Linked DNA regions of Homo sapiens: region 1 is linked to region 2. The links are chromatin contacts, found by Hi-C or POLR2A ChIA-PET in ENCODE. All regions are on one chromosome and are shown on one strand. Each heading gives the region's core, a stretch centred on a gene start or an enhancer-like site at or near the end of the contact. The rest is flanking DNA. Distances are from core to core; before and after follow the strand shown. Region 1 overlaps AP1S3 (adaptor related protein complex 1 subunit sigma 3). Region 2 has its middle 110 kb from the start of AP1S3.

Region 1 (6,861 bases), core at 2,886-5,385, 90 kb before region 2:
TTTTAAAAGAACGAATTAAAATATTTGGCAAGTGGAAGAAGTGAGCAAACAGAGTGTGCTTTTTCTCCAATGAGTGATGTAAAGAAAGGTTATTTCCAGCAAAAGGACCTGAAAGTATCTGTTGCATTCTCCCTCAAAAAAGCTTTATGCAGTTCAGCTACTTGGCAGGTATGATTAAAAATAAACAAAAAGCGAGTGTTTGAAATCAAAGATGTTAAATCTCTCTGCACATAGCTGATTGCTATGACACCAAAACAGTCCAGGGCTGGGCGTGGTTTTGGCACTCACTGTACTACTTTCATGTAGGGAGATGGAAGTCACCATGTAGAGAACAAATGCCATATTTATTTCACATGCACCCTCAGTCACATCACATTATAAGTGTAGAAAAAGGCCCTGAAAAAATATGTAGTGGGATTTGAGCATGAAGACTGGCTATTAGGTAATTAGCCCTACAATTACTTTATTGGCAATTAAAATAGTATCAAATTATTTCCCCATGCCTGAAGCTTGAATCTATAATCATTAAGTGATGTCATCTTTAAAGCAGCCAGTGGTCCTTCAGGATTTCTGGTGTAAGAACAACTTTGAAAATTTGGCCTGGTGCAGTGGCTCATGCCTGTAATCCCAGCACTTTGGGAGGCCAAGGTGGGCGGATCACTTGAGGTCAGGAGTTTGAGACCAGCCTGGCCAACATGGTGAGACCCCGTCTCTACTAAGAAATACAAAAATTATCTGGGTGTGGTGGCGCATGCCTGTAATCCCAGCTAGTCAGGAGGCTGAGGCAGGAGAATAGCTTGAACCCAGGAGGCGGAGGTTGCAATGAGTTGAGATTGCACCACTGCATTCCTGCCTGGGTGACAGAGCAAGATGCCATCTCAAAAAAAAAAGAAAATTTGCTAACGTTTCTGGGTCTTTTCCCAAGAACATTGCTTATAACTGCAAAATTTTTCATATGCTTCCAGGATGCCTACAGACACTCCTTTTCCTTCCACATTATCTTGGAACCTTGGACATTTTTTTTTTTTGAGATGGAGTCTCACTCTCCCTCTGTTGCCCAGGCTGGAGTGCAGTGGCTCGATCTCGGCTCACTGCAACCTCTGCCTCCTGGACTCAAGCGATTCTCCTGCCTCAGCCTCCCAAGTAGCTGGGACTACAGGTGCATACCATGATGCCCAGCTTATTTTTATATTTTTAGTAGAGACTGGGTTTTGCCATATTGCCCAGCCTGGGCTCAAACTCTTAAGCTCAAGAGATCCACCTACTTTGGCCTCCAAAAGTGCTGTGATTACAAGAGTGAATGAATGTGCCCAGCTGGACATTTTTTATAGAAGTATAGAATCCAAGCTGCATTTGATACCTACCCTGCCACCTATATTTTGATAATTCTGGGAAAGTCTTTCAACTGCCAACAACTTAATCTTTTTTGTCTTCAATATGACACATTGCCTAGATTTGTGGATTAAACAATATAATGTATATAAAAGTGCCCAGCATCACACCTGCCATGCAGTGGGTCATTTTTATTGATGAATGTAATTGTCGTGTAGAATACCATGTTCTTATTATTTGGTCATCATATTTGTCTTTTTTTGGAAAAAGGTCTCCTGGGAAGTTAGATGATGATCAGAAAATTTCTTGGGAGAGCTTAGAATCAGAGTAGTAAGAGTTAGTGGGCCAAATAGTCTCTGATGTTCTTCAGCTCATAGCTGTTGTGTCTATCTCCATTCCAGTTAAATAAATCAACAGCGGATACTCAGAGAAGCCAAACAGGGCATCTTTCCCCAGAGATGTGGTCCCAAACTCTTCCAAATAGTTTTCTTTTCTTTTTTTTTTTTTTTTTGAGACGGAGTCTGTCTCTGTCACCTAGGCTGGAGTGCAATGGTGCGATCTCGGCTCACTGCAACCTCCACCTCCCGGGTTCAAGCAATTCTCCTGCCTCAGCCTCCCGAGTAGTTGGGATTACAGGCATGTGCCACCATGCCTGGCTAATTTTGTATTTTTAGTAGAGACGGGGTTTCTCCATGTTGGTCAGGCTTGTCTCGAACTCCCGACCTCAGGTGATCCGCCCACCTTGGCCTCCCAAAGTTCTGGGATTATAGGCATGAGCTACCACACCCAGCCCCCAAATTGTTTTCTTTTTCCAGGACTCTAAGCAGACCATTGCTGTTAACACATCTTTCTTCAGGCAGACCCTGGAGCCAGGTTGACTTTTGGTTGTCATCCAGCCATGTCTTACTAACATTACGTTGTGGTGATGTTGACTGGACCACCTCTCATACGGAGGCCTAATTTTATTGCCTACAGGCTATTGTATTTTATTGAGACAGAGTTGTCTCGCTTTGTTGTCGAGGCTGGAGTGCAGTGGCACTAGCTCGGCTCACTGCAACCTCCGTCTCCCAGGTTCAAGTGATTCTCCTGCCTCAGCCTCCTGCGTAGCTGGGATTACAGGTATGCATCACCACACCTAGCTAATGTTTGTATTTTTAGTAAAGACAGGGTTTCAATATGGCTAGGCTGGTTTCGAACTCCTGACCTCAGGTGATCCACTCGCCTTGGCCTCCCAAAGTGCTGGGATTACAGGAATGAGCCACTGCACCTAGACTGGGCTATTTTATTTTAATTGGCAAGTTATGGGGGATTGTCTGTCATCTTTATAAGCAGTCTGTAGTATGTTGACTCTGGTGTTATGGATCTATTTAACATAGAGTCAAAAGCCTCATATTGGTAAACAGCAGTCCCACTGACACTGCACATATGTGAAAACGGCATTTGATTGCAGGGAGGATGGAGGCATGGATGCTGGGACAACCTCAGGCTTTAGTGTCAGACTGATCTTATTAGAATCTCTCCCTGCCACTTACTAGCCTTTGGGCTCAGTCATTGACATAGGTATTATGGGACCCTATCCACGGTCTCCTGTGAATACTTGCTATCTGTTCCTTGCTGTTGGTTCTCGTGATTGTTAAGGTTTGTGGCTACTCACATTTCATGCTTCTCTTAGCAAAGCTACGTGTTCATGGCCCGGAAACCTGGCTTTGCTTAAAAAGACCGTTTGATCTCTTCGTTTGTTTTTGGCAAGTGACCAGTTGAAGTAGTTTTTTTTTTTTCAGAAGCATGGGGGAGGAAGGAAGGAATAATTGCCCACTATCTGTCATAGCGGTTTATCATCAAATAAATTATATTGCATTCCTCTTTTAACCAATTAACCCAACTGGTGATAAAGTAGTACGGTAAGTCCTCACTTAACACTGTTGATATGTTCTTAGAAACTGTGTCTTTAAGCAAAATGACACGCTGTATGCCCGTGGAACTTGAAGAAAGGAACTTGACTTTCTATTTTTAAGAGGTCTTCCTTTAGTGTCCAGGCTGGAGCGCAGTGGCATGATCACGGCTCACTGCAGCCTCAGCCTCCCAGGCTCAAATGATCCTCCCACTTCAGCCTCCTGAGTAGCTGGGACCACAGGCATATGCCACCATACCCAGATAATTTTTGTATTTTTTGTACAGATGTGGTTTCACTGTGTTGCCCAGGCTGGTCTCGAACTCCTGGGCTCAAGCTGTCTTCCTCCCTTAGCCTCCCGTAGTGCTAGTATTAGAGACCTGAGCCACTGCCTGTCCCTGACTCTTGTTTCTATCAATTAGCCTGTGGCAAAATTAGTTTTGTTACATAGTATGTTGTTTTGCTTAAAGTTGCAGTTTTCAAGAATCTATTGCTGAAGTTAAGTGAGGGCTTAAAAACTGTATTATATTCTGTGGAATACAGAGTACTGTATGCATAAGAACAGTTTATATGCTTGGATTATTTGCTGTGGAATTAAAACACTTTTATATTTATTAGGAAACTAAGACTGATTACCTTAGTTTTTCAGGGTTCACAAGTTTGGTTGGCTTTACAAATCTATGCATGCATTCATTTTAGGTTGGTTAGTACCGCAGTCCTCAGGAATTTGAAGGTGGCTCGTAAACTTGGGAGGGAAAGTGATTTTTGTTTTGAGAGTTGGGTCAGACCCTAAAGAATCATTACTTAGGGCTGACTGGAATTAATTAACCTGATCTTTCTGCTTTCCTTGGATTGCATCCAAAATCAACCCTGGTTGGTTTCTGCCAGCATTAGCTCCTTCAAAGTCTGCCTCTCAAAGATGTGTCATAGACTACAGCCCATGACTAAAATTTACCAAGCAAGGAGAACTGATGACTGTGTTCTTGGTTTGATGCCAAAAAGTACTCAAAGATTTTTCCAACATGGTTTATGGCACATTGACATTTATTTTCAGAATCAGTGGTATTGTTTTGCTAACTCTGTCACCCTATTGGTAAAATCAATCGAAAGTCTAAGTCAAATACTAAATCACATTTATTTAAAATAAAGATTGGGGCCAGGTGCACTGGCTCATGCCTATAATCCCAGCACTTTGGGAGGCCAAGGCAGGAAAATTGCTTGAGCCCAGGAGTTCAAGACCAGCCTGGCAACATAGTGAGACACCCCTTTCTACAGATAAAAGAATTAGCCCGGAGTGATAGTGTGTACCTGTGGTCCCAGCTACTTGGGAGGCTAAGGCAGGAGGATCTCCTGAGCCCAGGAGGTTGAGGCTGCAGTGAGCTGTGATCGTGCCATTGTACACCAGCCTGGGTGACAGAGTAAGACCCTGTTTCAAATTAAAGAAAAATAAATAAACATTGAGTCTTAGTTCTTATTGTCAGCCTGAAATCTCCTGTATAGTCTTAGAACGCCTGTCATATTTTTTAGTTTAATGTGCAAACCTCATTTTGATTGAAGTGTAACTAAGTAGTTTCTATATTTGAAATGAGAATGTTTTGTAAATAGTGGATGTTCATGTGACCAGTGAGAATTTCGTTTGTGAAGTTTGTTAGGGTCTTTGGAAAACTAGCCCCATGTTCAAATCCCTGATTACTTTGTCCTGGAGGGCCAGGAATGGTCTAAATGTTACCTTTCAAGTACATTTGATTTCAGAATTAGGTGATGCCTGAGAAGCAGAAAGGCCAACCCCTTGTCATTTTTGCCGCTTTATTTAACTTCTTGTAGTGGACATGGTCTTTGCTGAGGCTGCCGGCTATGAACTAGATGGGGCAGAACAGAACGTGAAAGGCAGAGAACAGCCACGTCCCATTGTTAACACAGAAAACAAAGAACAGAGTGTGAGATACCTAGTGATGCCAGCCGTATCCACTGAGGCCTCTTCCCACTGTTTTTTCTCTTACTTGCTTCTTGAAGTCTTTCTCCCAGAGTCACAGAAGGTTAGGGCCACTCAGGGTTGGAAAGCTCCTGCCACTTCCATTTTCGGAAGCCACTGGTATGTTAAAAAATGAAGGTAGTGTGGAAACAAGGTTATAAATATTGGGGCACATCTGACGCTAGTTGGTGGCACATTTTAAAGGCTTGTGCTTAACAAGTTAATGAATGTGTCATTTATAAAATACTGGGTACTTTCATTTTGCCTTCTGCAGAATGTTTTAAGGATTTGTAAAGATGCATGGGTCCACTCACTGTGCATGCCAGGAGCTTAAGCTTGGAATAGGACATGTGCTTATTGATGTATAAAGGACGTCTCTGTCTTTTGGCCTCATTGGGGTTTCTCTGTGACAGCCTAAATAAGGCCATGATTCTAAGCATGGGACCCTTTGTGGATGTGAGGGCTGCCCCTCCCTTCTTACCTCTTTCACTCAAGGAACTACCTTCTATTCTGAGGATGATTTGTTTGTCTTTGCTATCCCATACACTGGTGTTCAACTTTTAGAAAATGTCTTATGAAGGGATAGAGGGGCTGTGTCAGAGTGTATTTAGCTCAGCTATGTTCTCCAAACAGGGCTATAGTTGGTAAAAATATTCAGAGTTGGGGATCTGCTGCCAGCCTGCCTGGCTTCTAAGCCCAGTTCTACCACTTATAGCTGTGTGACCTTGGGCAAATTACTTAATCTCTCTGATCCTCAGTTACCACATTTTAAAAGATGGAAAATAATTGTTATCCTCCTCATGTGTTTGTTGTGGGGATTAAATGAGGTAAAATACTTAGCATAAGACGTGACATGTAGTAAATGATATTCCAAATAATGTACAAAAGCAGTAAATTAATATTATTTGTCACGGAGAGGCTGAACACCATCTCCAGGCGTAAATTTCAAAAGGCACGTTTTGAAAGTCATAGGAAAATTGCTCACTAAGGTTTCAAAATGGCATATGTGGGCCAGGCATGGTGGCTCACTCCTGTACTCCCAGCACTTTGGGAGGCTGAGTGGGGTAGATCACTTGAGGTTAGGAGTTTGAGACCAGCCTGGCCAACATGGCAAAAACTTTTCTCTACTGAAAATACAAAAATTTTTATTGTAAAATACAAAAGCTGGGCGTGGTGGCACACGGCTATAATCCTAGCTACTTGGGAGGCTGAGGCAGGAGAATCACTGGAGTCTGGGAGGTGGAAGCTGTAGTGAGCTGAGATCATGCCACCTCACTCCAGCCTGGGCGACAGAACAGGACTCTATCTCAAATTAAAAAAAAAACAAAAAACCCCACACAAAATGGCAACATGAAACAATAATAGAAGAAAAGTGATTTTTGATTGTTTTTATTGACAATTTTGAGTTCCTTACTCATTTTTGTAACTTCACTGCACATTCCTGATTTACTCCTTCTCTCTCCCTCTACTACTGAACAGGAAGATGTGGCACTCAAAGGCAGTGGTTTTTCAGGCCAGGCTTTATGGAATCCCTGAATACCTTCCAAATTCTCTTAAATCAGAGTAGCTCAAATTTTACATTTTATTCTTCATAATTAAGTTTTATTTTTCAGAACTAAAGTTTCCGTGTTTAGAAAAAAATCCCCAAAACAAAAAAGCCACTTCT
Region 2 (6,320 bases), core at 1,425-3,924:
AGTATGAGTGATAATAATAACAGTACAGGGATGTCCCCTTAAAGACAATGGGGAAAGACAAGGAGATTTGAAATAGATGAAAATGTGGAACTCAGAAGATGTAGGTTCATATAAACTTTTTTTTTTTTTTTGAGATGAAGTCTCGCTCTGTCACCCAGCCTAGAGTGCAGTGGCACAATCTTGGCTCACTGCAACCTCCGCCTCCCAGGTTCAAGGAATTCTCCTGCCTCAGCCTCCCGAGTAGCTGGGACTACAGGCGCCTGCCACCACGCCCGGCTAATTTTTTATTTGTAGTAGAGACGGGGTTTCACCATCTTGGCCAGGCTGGTCTCGAACTCCTGACCTTGTGATCCACCCACCTCGGCCTCCCAAAGTGCTGGGATTACAGGCGTGAGCCACCGTGCCCGGCCGGTTCATATAAACTTTAGAAAGGGAGTCAGAGAATAAGAATTTATCAGCTTACTCTAAGCATTTCCCAAAGGACTGGGATTCCAATTCCAAGTGAGCAAAGATTTATCCTTCTAGAGAAGGAAAGGGCCATTCATTTGCTTTCCATAGCTTATTGGAAAATATCTCTGTGTAACTCGTATCCAGCAGTCATCAGGCATCTTCTCATTCTAATTTGCTTTCCTTAGCCGACTTGCATGCTAGAAGGAAGTGCCCTCTGCTGGTGTAAGAGTTCATAGGCCAAGTCCTTCTCGCATTCTAATTTGGTACCTTATAATTGGTTTCCTGTTACTGAACAGTCCTGTGTGAGTTTGGGTGATAATATTACACTGAGGCCTGAATTGGGGCAGGACCAGCATCAAACTAATTAGGGCCAGCATTCCACATCAATAGCATATATGTGGCTATGTTTGGGGGTTCCAAAAGTCCTTGTAATCTCAAATTATCTTTGCTGCTCATCTGCTATAACGTCTGAAATGCTACCATTAAATTTATCCCATTAGACTATAGTTCCAAGAATTACCAAAATGTAAGTTCATTTCAACCTAATAAACTCTTACTGGGTAAACCTTTAGTTTAGGGCATTGCGATGGGTACTCGGAGTTAAAAACCAAAAGCAAAAATTAAGATGGTGATTAAGTAAGTTTATCTATCACCCTCAACAGCTGCAAAACAAATTGTACGATGCAATGAAAAGTTAATATATCCAAAAATGCCCAAAAGAGGGATAAGGACTCTTATGCAATAAAAATTCAAAGAACTGAGTGATTAGTAGGTGCTGGAGTAGCCAGACATATGACTTGCATCAGGACTTCAGAGGTAAATAGCCCATTTGTGGTGGTCGTAAACAATTTAGGTTTCGCTGGTGAATTAGCTATCCAGGCTCCTTGAAAAGAGAAAGATTTAGAATGAATTCGATGACACTGCTCAGGGGCTTACTAAATTAGAGAATAGCTTACATGGGAGACCCCAGGACAAATACCTGGGGGCTGAATTGTGTGACAACCAAAAAGTTTCCAAGGACAAATTTGAAATTTGACTATTTGCACAGGGATGTCAGAGCTTTGTTGGATGATGGTACCCCGTGGGTGCCCTGACATACCTGAAGCTCTGTTTGAATAACGAACACAGTGAACAGTGAAATGGCCCTTTGCATAATCTGGGAAAGTCCTTGGAAATCCTGATGTGAAAGGCAGACTGGAAAAGGTCATTGTTGAGATTTTCCCTCCCCTCCCCTCCCCTCCCCTCCCCTCCCCTCCCCCCTCCCTCTCTCTCCCTCTCTCTCTTTCTCTCTCTCTCCCTTCCTTTCTCTTTCTCTCTTTCTTTCTTTCCTTTTCTGAGGCACAGTGTCACTATGTTGCCCAAGCCAGTCTCAAACTCCTGGGCTCAAATAATTCTCCCGCCTCGGCCTCCCAAAGTGCTGGGACTGCAGGCATGAGCCACCACGCTCAGCCACTGTTGAGATGTTGTAAGCAAATTGTTATGGAATGCAACCCCAAATTCATATATTGAAACCCTAACCTCCACTGTGATGGTAGTTGGAGGTGGGACCGCTGGCGGGTAGTGAGTTGATCATGAGGATGGAGCCCCCAGGATGGGATTAGTGTTTTTTATAAAAAGAGATTAGTGTGCTCTCCTTCCTCCCAACCCCTTCTCTGTCAAGTGAGGATACAACAAAAAGATAGCCACTTGCCAACCAGAAAGAGGGCTTTCACCAGACACGAAATCTGTCAGCAACTTGATCTCAGACTTGCCAGGCTGCAGAATGATGAGAAATAAATGTTTGTTGTTGAAGCCACCCAGTCTATGGTATTCATTATAGCAGCTCAAACAGACTAAGATGCAAATCAATATAAAACACTCTGTGAAAAAAAAGAAATGCTTTCAATATTTTCCAGTGAAAAAGAACTCATAATAAGGATTTGACATTGTTTGACAGGAAGGAAGGCTTCTGTTTCTAGTTTTTTAGTTAACTTGACAGTGAAGTTCAAGTTTGACAGTTTAAACTTTCTTTGGTTTGAAATCATCATTGCCAGGTGGGGGAAGAGGAAGCAGGACCCACACAGGACTCAGGAGGGCATTTAGGTCATTCTACCCAGGCCATTGCCATTCTCTTCCTACTCCTCTGAAAGAAAGGGAGGCTTTGACGTCAGGCGTGGGTGAGTCATCTTTCCTCCCAGGGCCTCCGGCTGGAATTTGCAGGCTGTCTTTGCAGCAGCTATTCTGTTAGTCATTCACAAAAAAGCATCCTGGAAAAGCTGAAGGGAAATGCTTGGATGGACAAGTGATTAAATTTCTATTTTCATGGCAGAGAACCTGCTGGCTTGCTCACAAAAGCAGCTGCATCCAGTACCAGGCACCCCAAGGGCACCCGGTAAATACTTGTGGATTCATTGACGAAAAGATCTGCTGGGTTCTCTTAAATCTTGGTGTTGAAACTGAATTTTCAGATACGATTATGTGACTGGTAGATAAGGTTTTGTGCCTATTTACTTCTCCATGCTCAAATGTCAAATCAAATTTATTGGGTTTACATAAAGAGGTTAGTAACATTGCTGGCCCTACTATCATGAACATTGTGAAAGGAAAATGAATAAGGCCCTTTCTGAAGCTTTATCTGCAGGGGTACATGTGTGGGATTCAATGGAAGGAAAGTTGAACTGTGAGCTAAGAATGATTGTCTCTTTTGCTCCAGGAAGCCCTCAGCAATCATTTGATCTTTTTTGAGAATCTGTTAGGGAAAAGAATAAAAATATCTCCTTACCTGCCAGAAATGCAGGGAAACAAGAATGAAGCAAAAGGAAGAGTATGAGTCCTACATCCTTCCAGCCTGAGACAGGATGTATCCTTATTGCTTTGCCTGCAGTGAACTGACAGGGAATCTGAGATGCACAGAGGCATGGTGAATTAGCCAGAGAAGTCTAGCAACTGCAGCCTGAGCCCTCTTCCCTTTTCCGTCTCTTAGGCGATCTCCACAGCTTTATACACGATCTACGTCCATGACTCTTAATTAGATTTCTATCTCTAGTCCTTCTCCTTCTTCACATATATAACTTTGTGCTTTACACTTTTATGTGAAGTTCTGGTAGGTATTTCAAACTTCACATTCGAACTCAAACTCATGACTTTCACCTCAAGCATGCTCCTCCCTTGTCTCCCTTAGGAGGGACTACCGTTTACAGTTATCTAAGCCAAAAAGTCTAGGCGTCATCCTTGAATCCTCTGTTCTTTTCATCCCCCATGAGATACAATTTGGTATTAAGACAAATTCTTTCTCTGTTTCTTTCTCTCTATTTCCACTGTGAATACCCTAGAATAAACCATGCTCCTTTCTCACTGGGTGGACAGCAGTCACTCTAGTCTCTCTTATTTTACTCTTGACTTCTATTGATATAGGAGTTAAGAAGAAATTACTTAGGCAGATAGTGAGGGTACTGGAGTCCTCGATAAGATTTTCCTTTTTAATGAAAAGCAGCCCCAAATCATTTTCTAACAAACAACAGCTTGTAAAATCAAGCTGCAGACATAGACAAGCAAGCTGGAAGATTGCAGGGATGAATCCCAGTAGAAAAGCACTATCTGGGACTAGGCATGTTCAAAATGGCAGCTTCATCTTCCCTTCCCTTTGCCAGCCACGTGTACAGTAAGGAGCAGACAAGATGGCACCAGCCAAGTTGAAAGCCCATTTGCATAATAAGATAGGCAGGATGGGGGTGGTGACCAGCCTTCTCCGCATGCCATGTAAACATCACACCTGATCGAACCAATCTGTGAGCCCTATGTAAATCAGACACTGCCTTCTCAAGCCTGCCTATAAAATCCAGTGAACTCTGCTGCCGACCAGTCTTTTCTCTCCGCAGCACTTCTCTCTCACTGGAGAGAGAACTGTTCTCCTTTCTCTTTCTTCTGCCTATTAAGCCTCTGCTCCTAAACTCCTCATGTGTGTCTGTGTCCTAAATTTTCCTGGCATGGCAGGACAAACCCCGGGTATTTACCACAGACAACAAAACCGCTTCACTATGATGTATGCATGCTGCAAAGGAAGGTTCGTATAAAATTCTTCTTAAAAAATTATTCAGGCAGCCGGGCGCGGTGGCTCACGCCTGTAATCCCAGCACTTTGGGAGGCCGAGGCGGGCGGATCACGAGGTCAGGAGATCCAGACCATCCTGGCTAACATGGTGAAACCCCGTCTCTACTAAAAATACAAAAAAATTAGCCGGGCGTGGTGGTGGGCGCCTGTAGTCCCAGCAAGCTACTCGGGAGGGTGAGGCAGGAGAATGGCGGGAACCCGGGAGGCGTAGCTTGCAGTGAGCCGAGATGGCGCCACTGCACTCCAGGCTGGGTGACAGAGCGAGACTCCATCTAAAAAAAAAAAAAAAAAAATTATTCAGGCAATTTATTAAATATTACCTATAAAATATTATGTATCTGTATTTTACATAAGAAAACAATGATTTATTGGTCTTCATAACAACTGGTCCATGCAACAATACTAAGTAGTCAACACTAAGCTCAACTCTATTTTCAGACCAACGATGCAACTTTAGATTAGAGGACATGTGGGATCTTGCATCCTAATTCCTAAATTTACAGTCAAAATGTTTTCAGAGATAAGTATTATGAAATCCATGAGAAGCTAAAATAATTTATTTATTTATTTATTTACTTTGAGATGGAGTCTTGCTCTTGTCACCCAGGCTGGCATGCAATGGCGTGATCTCAGCTCACTGCAACCTCCGCCTCCAGGGTTAAGCAATTCTCCTGCCTCAGCCTCCAAGTAGCTGTGATTAAGGCGTGTGCCACCACACTGAGCTAATTTTTGTATTTTTAGTAAAGCCGAGGTTTCACCATGTTGACCAGGCTGGTCTCAAACTCCTGACCTCAGGTAATCCACCCACCTCGGCCTCGCAAAGTGTTGGGATTACAGGCGTGAGCCACCGCACCTAGCTCTACCTCTTCTGAAGTTGTTTCTTTTCTGTCTCTTAGATCTCAGCCCTAAGGTCCCTTCCCTGAGAAGGCATTTCTGGGTACCCTTTCTAAAGCAGCGGTCTCTGTGGCTCCCTCAGTCCTTGTGCATCATATCATTGTTTAATTCGTTTGTAAAATTAACCACATACTGAAACTATCCATCTTATTTATTTACTTGTTTATTATATCTCCACTATCTCTTGCTTCTTTCCAAGTAAGTTGTGACCTCCATGTGAATGAGGGCTTTGTCCTTCTTAAAAGAGGCAATTATGGAGCAGTGATTAAGCTCTCACACTCTGGAAGCAGATTTCTTGGATTCATAGCCCAATTTTGCCACTTGCTAGGTATTTGACCTAAAATAATTGTTTGACCTCTCTGTTCCTCTCTCTTCTCATTAGTAAAATGACAGCAGTAAAAAGACCTGCCTCATGAAATTGTTGTAAAAAGCTCACTCCCTGCAAGTTATCCCTGGCGCAAGGCACATACTCAGCAAATGTTGGCTGCCACTGTTGATGACTGTACAGTACCTGCTTAACACGTATTAATAGCGTGAACAGGCCGGGCGTGGTGGCTTATGCCTGTAATCCCAGCACTTCGGGAGGCTGAGGTGGGTGGATCAACTGATGTTAGGATTTCGAGCCCAGCTTGGCCAACGTGGTGAAACCCTGTCTCTACTAAAAATGCAAAAATTAGCTGGGCGGGGTGGCGGGTGCCTGTAATCCCAGCTACTCGGGAGGCTGAGGCGGGAGAATCGCTTGAACCCGGGAGGTGGAGGTTGCAGTGAGCCGAGGTTGCACCATTGCACTCCAGCCTGGGTGACAGAGCGAGACTCTGTCTCAAAAAATAAAAATAAATAAATAAATAAATAGAGTGAACAATAAATTAGTTTTATTATTCAAGGAA

Evidence for each region. A loop is a pair of places that touch in the nucleus more often than their neighbours do. ChIA-PET counts read pairs that join two places held with the same protein, here RNA polymerase II (POLR2A). Pooled maps may share reads with other maps.
Region 1: a map of endothelial cell of umbilical vein shows a loop between it and region 2 (6-fold over the local background). The contact joins two enhancer-like sites. A Hi-C loop is called at or near these places in 2 of 168 maps with a recorded cell type or tissue (endothelial cell of umbilical vein and posterior vena cava) and 4 of 50 pooled maps. POLR2A ChIA-PET finds 5 or more read pairs at or near these places in 2 of 52 experiments (Panc1 and activated CD4-positive, alpha-beta T cell).

Annotation. Positions count from the first base shown.
Region 1 is chr2:223,812,590-223,819,450 of GRCh38, reverse strand. The region is part of intron 1 of AP1S3 (adaptor related protein complex 1 subunit sigma 3); the gene reads left to right. Among named protein-coding and RNA genes, the nearest start is that of AP1S3, 22 kb to the left of the region's middle. Within about 2 kb of position 4,135, at least 6 of the 41 ENCODE cell types and tissues checked have a DNase peak (open chromatin) inside an H3K27ac peak, as active enhancers do.
Region 2 is chr2:223,722,030-223,728,349 of GRCh38, reverse strand. No RefSeq gene overlaps it. Among named protein-coding and RNA genes, the nearest start is that of AP1S3, 110 kb to the left of the region's middle. RefSeq lists enhancers at 1,493-2,160, 1,856-3,055. Within about 2 kb of position 2,674, at least 25 of the 41 ENCODE cell types and tissues checked have a DNase peak (open chromatin) inside an H3K27ac peak, as active enhancers do.